Linked DNA regions of Homo sapiens: region 1 is linked to region 2. Evidence: chromatin loops called from intact Hi-C (ENCODE). Cell type or tissue: HepG2. All regions are shown on one strand. Each heading gives the region's core, and the rest is flanking DNA. Links, peaks and the distances in the headings are about the cores only. Region 1 has its middle 260 kb from the start of DMAC1. Region 2 overlaps KDM4C (lysine demethylase 4C).

The links. Peaks named below come from ENCODE experiments on the same cell type or tissue, not always from the same donor. Only the 100,000 strongest peaks of a DNase experiment are listed, where the experiment ranks them.
Region 1: a loop joins it to region 2, with 12 times the contacts of the local background. A loop is called at or near these places in 15 of 110 quality-filtered maps.

What each region holds. Positions count from the first base shown.
Region 1 is chr9:7,533,336-7,538,728 of GRCh38, reverse strand. No RefSeq gene overlaps it. Among named protein-coding and RNA genes, the nearest start is that of DMAC1, 260 kb to the left of the region's middle. In HepG2, for the core only: a CTCF peak has its summit at 2,201 (motif pointing right); a DNase peak (open chromatin) is centred at 2,208.
Region 2 is chr9:6,907,426-6,912,818 of GRCh38, reverse strand. All of the region lies in intron 8 of KDM4C (lysine demethylase 4C), which reads right to left. Among named protein-coding and RNA genes, the nearest start is that of KDM4C, 150 kb to the right of the region's middle. In HepG2, for the core only: CTCF peaks have their summits at 2,623 and 4,844 (motif pointing left); a DNase peak (open chromatin) is centred at 4,858.

The DNA.
Region 1 (5,393 bases), core at 144-5,143, 630 kb before region 2:
AATTATATCTCCAGTCCCGACCTTCTTCCAGGCTCCAGACTGATTATGTAAGCTCTCAAGTTCATTTCTTCTCTTGTTTCTATGTCAGCTGATGGCACCAGCATACACTCAAGTTTCTCAAGATGGGGCCTCAGATCTGTCTTCCATTCTTCCTGCCTCCATCTTCACTCTCAATCTGTGGTCAAGTGAAACTGATTTTCTACTATGAATTATGTTTTTGTCTAAAAAATGCTCATCATATTCCAGGTCCTGCCTTAAGAGCTTTGCAACTCTGTGAGGAAGGTACTACAACTGTCTCCATTTTAGAGAGAAAGAAATGGAGATATTGAGGGGTTAAGTAACTTGCTAAAGGTCACATAGTTTAAAAATGACAGAGCTGGGAAAACCCAGGTGGCTGGGTTCAGCATCCCCATTCTTGAATCCTGTTCTCTGCTGCCCGTATATATCCAATTCCACTGCCTGGTCAAGTCATTGTCTTTCAATTAATAGCCATCTCTTTATTTTCCTCCTGCACAGCAGATTTTTCTTTCTAAGTCACCAACCTCTTTTCTATTATCTCTAATCTAATCTGACTTAAGTAGATCTGATCTCTACTAATTAAAATCCAAACCTTCCAGAACCTCTGAGGCCCTTCAGAATACATCCCTGACTCAACCCCAACCTCATGTCCTGCTACTCTTTATCCAAACACCCTGCCTTTGCCCCCTCCCTCCTCTGGCCTTCCCTTAATCTAATAATAATTACGCTAGCATCAAAGTATTGAGTGTCTAGGATGTATCAGTCTTTGTAATAGGCACTTTATATATTCTCACTCATTATCTTAGCAACCCTACAATGTAAGTATTTGTCATATCCTCTTTTTGCCAATGAGGAAACTTGCACTCTGAAAAATTAAAACTAATCTAAGGTCTCTTTGGAAGCGAGTGGTTGAGTCAGGATTTGAATATAAGTTCTGAATACTTTTACACTGTTGGTGGGAGAGTAAATTAGTTCAACCATTGTGGAAGACAGTATGGAGATTCCTCAAGGATCTAGAACTAGAAATACCACTTGACCCAGCAATCTTATTACTGGGTATATACGCAAAGGAATATAAATCATTCTACTAAAAAGGCACATGCACATGTTTGTTTATTGCAGCACTATCTACAATAGCAAAAACACAGAACCAACCCAAATGCCCATCAATGATAGACTGGAAAAGGAAAATGTGGCACATATACAACGTGCAATACTATGCAGCCATAAAAAGGAATAAGATCATGTCCTTTGCAGGGACATGGATGAAGCTGGAAGTCATTATCCTCAGCAAACTAACACAGGAACAAAAAAACCAAACACTGCATGTCCTCACTCATAAGTGGGAGTTGAAGATTGAGAACACATGGATACAGAGAGGGGAACAACACACACCAGGGCCTGTTGGGGGTGGGGGTGAGGTAAAGGAACTTAGAGGATGAGTCAATAGGTGCAGCAAGCCACCATGGCACAGGTATACCTGTGTAACAAACCTGCATGTTCTGCACATGTTTCCCATTTTTTAAAGAATAAAGAAAAAATAGGTTCCAAATTCACATGCTTTTTCCTATTCAATCAATAAATATATGTAAAAGTATACCAATAAATCTTAGAGTTATTTTCTGGGTTGCAAACGTGCCGTTTGACAATATTGCTGTGCGTGTACCTGGGAAATGCTCCTCAGCATTCCTTAGGACATTTACAAAAGGTGGTGGTAGGAGTGAGGGGTGGAGAGAGGATTACTGAGTTGCAGCTGACTTGATCAGGGAGAGCCAGTGCACTTGGCCACCTGGCTGCACTCAACTCAAACAATCAGGAACTCCAATCCCAAAGAAGCATTAGGTAATCATCATCAGAAAACAAACAAACAAGTGAGTAGCCAATCATATAGCCTGAGCCTTGTAGCTTAAATGAAGGGATGGAAGGTTCATCAGACTCAAAACTCAGCAGCCAGAAACAAGTAAAAATGGTTTTGTTAGAAGTTCCCCTGAAATTCTCTTTTGGCTCCTGCTGTGCAAAGGAAGGAGAACACCTGGCTCCCACAAATTGTGCAAACTATCCCCACATCATAAAGTGAAGGGAAGTAAGACAGCAAGCCTCATAAAGTGTATGTTGGGCCGCTGAGCCTCCTGCTGCCACCCTGATCAATCAGCCAAGTTATCCACATCACCAACACTAGAGGGCACTCTGCCTTCTAGCAGACAAATGCGTGTGCCTGGGCCCTGAGGTTGGGGATTATGTTGTCCACACACAAGATCTCTACTCAGTCCCAATGCAGATCACCCCGATTTATATTTTCTAGTGGGGTACAGGGTGTTATAGCAGACGGGACTTCTTGCTAAGTACAAGAAATAAATGTTTTTCTCCCCAACTGTCATGTCAACTTTTTGCCTGAATCTCAATTCCCTATAAGGGGATGAACAGAAACAACTGCATGTGGTGAAAACTCACCTCAGGCCTCCATATTTTGATCCTGAAATGGAGAGTCCTATTTTTCCCAGTCTTGACGTCTATCCTCAGAGAAAACCTCCCTGGCCACTTATTGCCCTGGCTATAGTCCTCTAATCAGGACTGCTAATTAGAAAAAGTGACTAGAGGTTAAAAAAAAAAAAAGTTTCATTTCATTGAGGCTGTTATAACACAATATCATAAACTGAGTGTCTTATAAACAAAGAAATGTAATCCTCACAGATCTGGAAGCCGGGAAATCCAATATTAAGGAAGAGTCATGTATGATGAGGACCTGCTCTCTGACTCAAAGAAGGTGACTTATTGCTGCATCCTCACATGGTAGAAGAGGAAAGTGGTCTCTCTGAGTTTTGTTTTATGAGGACTCCAGTGACCTCTCAAAGGTCTCACCTCCAGATACCATCACTTTGGGGAGTTAAGATTTCAACATTTGAATTTGGAAGGAACATAAACATTCAAACAATAGCAGAAGAGAATGAATGAACTTAACAGGATGCTAGCTATATGTTACGCAGGTTACTTTGGTCGGGGTGATGGTTTTGAACATATATCTTCTTAATCTTTACAGTAGGCCAATGAGGTCAATGGCACAATCCCATTTTACAGATGATAAAACTGAGGTTCAGGGAGATTAAAGAACATGTCTGGGTACAGCATAGATATGAATAACAATGAGAATTCAAATAGAAAAATAATTCCAAAGGCCATGCTTTAGGCTAGAGGTTAGCAAACTATGGCCAATGGGTCAAATGCAGCTTACCACCTGATTTTGTACTAATGTTTTGCTACAACACTGCCATGCCAATTTGTTTATGTAATTGTCTATGCCTGTTTTTATACCACAACAGTAGAGTAGCATAGTTGTGACAGAGACTCTACGGCCCCCAAAGCCTAAAATATTTACCCTGTGGCCTTTTACAGAAGGTTTGCCAAACTCTGCTTTAGGCATATGTGATTTGAGGCACAAAGAAAAGCCCTAACTTTAAATTTTTTCATAATAGTGCCTAAAATTTTACTTCTACTTCTTTGAGATCAGTATCACCCTAGGACACTATCAAATTTGAGGCATTGAAGCAGAATTATACATCTGCATCATAATTTCTGAATACCTTAAATAGTAATAGGGTTTAGAGCTTGGAAGGAATTGAGGGTTCTGGGAGATTAATTTCAAAACTTCTCATCTGTACAACTGGCAAAGAAGAGGTTCTAAATTTAAAGGACTGTATCACTAAGTACTGTGACATGTTTGGGCTCAAGCAACTTTGCTGTAGGACTGAACTTAACTGAGCGAAACACAGTGGGGCACTCCTGCCCATTTCATAAGAGTGTCATGAATCCTGGGTTTTCCAGCAGCACTGAGAATTCAGAGGAGCTCTGGGTTCCTGGATCAATGCTATTCCAGGGTCTCCAGATCCACCAGCACTGAAAACGTGGTGGAGAACTAGTAGATTGCTTGCTCCACTCACATCTAAAGGGAGTTTCTCAGAGAAGTTGGAACAGACTCATAGCTAGAAACAGCATCTCTGTGGAATTTCCTGGAACTGAGGCTGAGCACTTCCTGCACAGCGAGTGAAGCAGCAAGAAGACAAGAGGATAATCTAAGAGTACGCTTTAGGAATTATCGGAAATACTTTGAATGGGGAAACTATGAAAACTTACACTTCTAGCTCTTTAAGATTTAGCAACTGAGGCTCAGTGCCATTGAAACTAGGTTTTTTAATTTTAATCAAACCATATTTGTACTCACAAGCTGGCAAAGCTAAAAAGCTTTAGTTTCTGTATCAGTCAACTGGAACAATGAGTTGACACCACCACCACCCCCTCCAGGAGTTAGAAAGTAAATTATTTTCAAGGCACTTAGCATTTTTCCCTATGAGGTGGCTCTGACAGCTAGGTTAAGCCTCTTTTCACTCACTATGCATCTGTAATAATAGGGACCTACAATTCTCCGTTACCCTACCATAGAAACAGCTCCAACATGTGTAAGCCAAGCTGTCCTCCATCCTGCATCTTGTCTCTTTCTTATAGTAGTGCAACAGTTACAGCTTTTGTAGCTAATTAGATTTTAATTTTAATCCCAGCCATTATCTTTAATGGTTATGTCATGTCAGCTTGAACAATTTATTTAGCTCCTCCAAATGGCTATTTCTTAATCTAAAAGATGGGCAATAAAATATCTACGTCACAATGAGATGGGGTATGTAAATTGTGTTGTATGTTGTCTTCTGGTTGCTCAATAATATGTCTTCTGCTCAAAATACCAGAATGAATCATTTTTCTGATGGTGAAGGAGACATGCATCATCCGCCTCTTTCTTCAGGCATATCTGCCTTCTGACTACCTCTAACCCATTTCAGTTCGCAGGCCTCGGTCAGTGACTGGGAGGGTTCTGTGTCATCTCCCTACTGTTTCTATCTCCTTACCTGTCTGTCTCTTTCACTTCCCGGGTTTCTTCTTCTTTTTTTTTTTTTTTTAGAATTTTAGGAGGGAGGATTTGCTCATAAACCAGCAAGTGCACTGTCTACAAAATGACATCATGATAGATTGCATCAGTCTTAGATTTAGAAGAGGCAAAAAATGAAATAAAATCATCAATGTCAGGCATCAACAGTAGCCCATAGGTGATACCAAGACTCACGATAGTCAGAAGACATGGCCCCTGTGTTCTCCCCTTTCACATGTGGTTAGTTCCTTGGTTATGCTAATGGTGGTATAATGATGAGGATGGTGTGGCAACCATTTGTGAAGTTTCTGTTATATATCACATATTGTATTTGCCCTTTACAGAGGGAGTCTTAATCCTCTATAACTCTACATAATGGCTATGATGCTCATTTCATAAGAGGGCACTGGGGTTGACTTGCCCGACAGCTCATAAGTAGCTGAGCCAGGATCCAAATTCAGTT
Region 2 (5,393 bases), core at 231-5,230:
GGTAACACATAGGGAATACCAACACATCTCCGGGAGCAACCATCAGTTCAGCAGACACTAATACCTGCTATCCTCATTAGAATCCAGTTACTGGGGAAAGAAACAACCTTACAAACATTTCTAAGCAGAAATGCCTTTGGACTATAGCAAAACCAAAATTAGTTAAAGCTGCAAATATATAAATTCTCTCTCTCCCAGTATATTTATTACCCTTCAGATAGAACAATGAACAATTTGTACATGGGTTTTCTTTACTTTCAATCTACTCCATTCACATACATTAATGATCATTTCTGTTTTTATCCACTGTGTTTGGCAGAGGCATTTGTATTCATTCATTCTACAATGAATGCCAGGACTATGAGCTTCCTGGAACCCTGCCTCAGAGAACAGCGCCTATGTGAAGCATGTCAAGGAATGCCAGCATGGTGTGTACATCTTCTCCAGCAGTCTTCAGAATAACCCTAGGAGACAGTACTTTATCACACAGGGGAGAGGTTAAGGGTCCTGACTGCAAGAAGTGACAGCAAAGCTGAGCTGCATGGTATCAAGTATTCGTTAGTCTGGGGAGGAGCAGCTCAACTTGCTGCTAAAGGAGAATGCAGAGAAGCATAGAATGGCAGGAAAGGAGGAAGGGGCAGGTGGGCAGGAAATAAGGCTGGCCAGAAACAGCAAGGCACCATGAAGGCCCCTCCCTGGCTCTGCCTGCACCTTGAGAAAACCTCTTTCCTAAGGTCACCTGCCATCTTCCCGTTCTGTGCCAACCTCCTGGGAGAAACCTTCACAGATGGTCTGGCTACCATCTAGTTTTGGCACTGGGTTTCCACCTTCCTCACAAACCTCACAAACTGCCCCAAGTCCTGGGCAAAAGTAGGGGAGCAACCCTGCAGAAGGGCCTCATGACCTAAGAAGCCAGAACCAGGATCCAAAGGACATGGGGTGTTTACCCCCTCAGGCAACAGTGCCCAGTCCCTGCCACCTCCCCGAGCCCCAGCACCAGCCTCCTCCCATGTTCTTATGCAGAGCCAGAAACATTCAGCTGGGTCACACACGTTCACAAACATGTCCTTTGCAATACGTCAACAAAAGCTTCATGACCACAATAATTTAATTAAGTTTTTAGATATAATAACTTATTTTAGAGATCAAGGAGATTAGTCAAATTTCTCCCTTTTGAACTAAATATGAACATTTTATACAAGTGCTAACATTGTTAAACAGGTCTGACTTATCTAGCAGAGGTAGGAAGTGAAATGTATCATGAAGGACAGGCATGAATTTCAACTATTTAACACTATTCATTCTAAAATTCACTAATGTACTAGCTTATTTTCTTAATCGGGATATGTAATTCATCAAAATCATTAACTAGCTTGACAGCCCACAGTCATCATTACAAATATCAGATGCAATTACGCACACTGAAGAATTATTGATATTTATACTCCTGTTTGAAGCTAGAAACAGGTAATTTATCCAAAGCCTCAAATCTAGCAAATTATGGAAACTCTAATCTTTCAGATTCCTCATCGCTGATCATTTTCTACCTTCTTGTCTTTTTACTTCCATATTAAAAGTTGGAGGTTTTTTTCCCTCATCCTCTAAGTGATGGCATAAAAGTTTTTTATTAATAGAGCTATACATAATTTTAAGTAAATTAAGTAATTTAAGCCAGCCCTTTTAAAAAAATAATCTGTTATTTTTTTCACTGCACATGTGATAACTGGTTGCTATAGAAATATTTTAAAATAAAGATAAGCAAATTAAAACCCTGCAAAGATGACGCTAAAATTTAATAAACATCTTTCTATAATTTGTAATACAAGTAAGCATTCAAACTAAGAAAAGATCCTATTCTATAACCTTTCTTTAATCCATGACCGTGTATTACAAACATCTATCTACACATATCAATAAACGTACCTCCACATCATTTTTAATGCTAATTAGCATATCATGACTGGATGTACCATCATCTATTCAACTATCCCGCAGCGTTCAACATTTACTTGCTATCAATTTTTTCAGTTTCACAATCAACACTGTGAAGACTATCCAAATAAATACATTCTTGGGCAACTACTGATTATTTCCATAGGACAAATTCCCAGGTGTGGATGCAGGGTCACAGGGCACACATTTCTAAGGCTGGTGCCTTGGCATGCTCTGGGGTGTACTAATTTGCATAGTTTAAAACTGCACTGAGTATTTCCATTTGTCTTCTGCACCAATCTGAGAGGTGAGAAATGGCACTAACCTCTTTGCATTTCTATGACTACTAATGAGATTATATTTACGTTTTGTAGTTATTTGCTGACTATATTTCTGCTTTAGTGAACTGCCTGTCTTTTGCCCAGTTTTTCTAATTTTGGTGTGGAGGGACCCACAATTGTGCCTCTCAGTGCTTTAATTTTCTCTAATAAGATGGGGGTAATAACATTATCTATTCTATAGGACAGTTGTAAAAATTAAACAAGTTAATGTAAGTTCAGCCTTATGCCTGACACAAAGTAAGGACTCAATGAAGTTTAGCCATTTAAAGATTAATGAATTACAAATGGGAATTTCTTTATATATTAATGTAGTGCTGCTTCTCAAACTTGCCCAAAAACGACCCCTAATGGCAAAAAAGAGTAACTCATAACCTCATGGCATCTGAAGGTAAAAACCATGCAGCATACCAGATGTATCAAATTTCCTTAAAACATGGTTTTATTTTAAAATATTCAAGTACATTTTATATTCAGCTTCAAAATATTTCAATTTTACCATATTTTCCTTCTCACGAACTTGCTATTAAGTGACATCCAGGGATTACTTGGACATGCACCTTATTAAGGATATTAACCCACTACCTATCATATACTTTTCTATTCAGCTTGCAATTTTCAAAGATATACGTGAAATCTTCTTTCATGGTGTCCACCAATGATGTGCCGCTTCAAAAGTCTTGCTCCACTCAAGGATCAAATAAATACTCCCCTATATTTTCTTCTAATATATTTAACATTAAATATTTTTTTAAGAATTTTTTAGCGGGACAGAAATCCAAATTTGTTTTTCCTCACCCTCTTTTGCTGTCAAATATACTCTAAAATACTAAAGACTTCAAAATAAGTGTATATATTTACTTGTTTCATTAAATGTTTTTACAAAGTCTGCCATGTTAAAAATACGAGTGAAAGCTTATTTTTATTTTTTTTTTACATAAATACAAACTGGAGAGTATTCTATAATTTTGGACACAGCATTTAATACAAGAAATCTTTGAAACATCAGACAGTGGCAAAGACCCACCTACCCTTCTGGTGATTTTTCATGGGCCCTGCTGAATAGCTTGAGTTCACAAAATCAAATTCCTATCCCAATATGCACAATGCCACTGGATGTGCTAGATCAGATGGTCATCACACACCCAGATTAATGATCTACAGCACTACAGAAAGGTGTTACACTTGAGAGCCTTTTGGGTCCAGTAAGAGGGGCAAGTGCAGCACTTTGCAGCTCTCTGTCCCACCTCCATTGCCTAACTACATCTGTTCTCTTGGCCACATCGTGAACTCCAGGACATGCTTCCACTAGCACAGAGCTACAGCTGGACAAGAAGCAGACCCCTCTCTCTGCCTATCCATATGTAGCTGATTATAGAATTACATTCTTTACTTTCTAATACTCTCATGTAGGTTTTAGCATTTTCAGTATGTTTCACATATTTGTTTTATTTTCAAAAGAAAGAAATCAATTTTTTAAAAAGTTCCTGGGGCAGATCTGGTAAACAAAAATGGGAGAATGCACTCATGGTAACTGTCACAGGACAATAAGAGACAAAGGGAGTCCAAATTGCTTTTAAGAGGTTAATAAATATCAATACCTCGTAGAAAGAAAAATGTTTATTACATGCCATGTGTCAGTCACTACTCCAGGAGTTTACTCTCATTATTTGATTTAATCATTACAACTAACCTATCATTATTGTTCCAATTTGGTATTATTATCCCAATTTATAGATGAATTGCCCAAGATGATATTACCTGTAAATGACAATGCTAGGATTCAAACCCAGGCAGACTAAATGTCCTCTCTTTACCACTAAAATCTACTTAATGTCCCCAATTAAGCTAGGTACCTCCCCACCCCCCACCTCAGAAACTTAGCAAAAAGAGGCCTCTTTGCTAAGTCAGTGCTACAAAGACTACATCCTCCCCCCAAGAAGATCTTGTCACACCTGGTCCCACAGGGATGTGTTCTGCCCTGATTCTCCGTGGCTAAATGGAGCATGTTGGGCCAGGTGGGGTCCTTCCGTGGACGCCCGTTCCCACCTGTGCCCCACTCAAGCCTCATTCTCTCAGTGAAAGAATGAGTGGTGGGGGACCTGCACACACTGCTACTTGTCAGCTTGTAAGGCCCTCCCAATACATTCTATTTCATTTTTGTACTGTGTGTGCCTGTCTGTACCCACTTCGCACAGCAGCTACACTAAGTAACATGTAGAGATTAAACACATTAACAGTTTGCAATAGATTTGGAAGAAAATTATAACCTCATTTCACAAAAGACAGCACTTCAACTTGATGGTATTTTAGGTTAAATGCACAAACTTCCTACACATAAAATGGGCACTTCATTTAAGAAACAACTAATGTAAAGGGAATATAAACAATAGTATAAATAGCCCTTACTACATTAAGTTACATCCATTTTTATCATCTTCTCTTCAATATAAAACATACCGATTACAAATGTGTAACCAATAAATATCTTCTAAGACTCTAGGTCAAGGTTATAAGGAAAATCCATTCCTTACAAAGGACTTTGCAGGAAAAAAAATGTATGAAGCGACACTGTCCTCTGCTGGTGAATTTTCCACACTGTCTATGAATCTTTGAGTAGAAAATTTAATATGTTAATATTTAAGTACCATAGTCCATGATACAATTTACAGTCTAATAGTGACTTTTAATTGTATGAAAATGTTAAACAAATACATAGCCAAAGCCAATACAAAATTTCAGGCTGTTTTTACAACAAGGAATAAAGAACGCCATTTTATCTGAATATAGTTTCAACACAGAATTCCACTTTACTTCTTTCAACAGCATTTTGAGTTAGTAATTGTATTAGTGCTGTTTACTTCCATTTTAGAATCAACGTGAAATGTCCCTTAATTAGATATCAATTATTAATTATAGAGTAATGCTTTAAATGCTGAAAAAGTCCTATGAGTAAAGACACATATTTATACTACCCTCTTCCCCTAAAGTTTTGGCTACAAGTTAAATATTCTGGAGGAAACAAATTTTAAAACATCTCTGCTATGTGTCTATAAGATGCATTTAGACATTGGTCCAGAGCTCTACATGTACAGATACTACTGAAAACTTTAACAATAATTT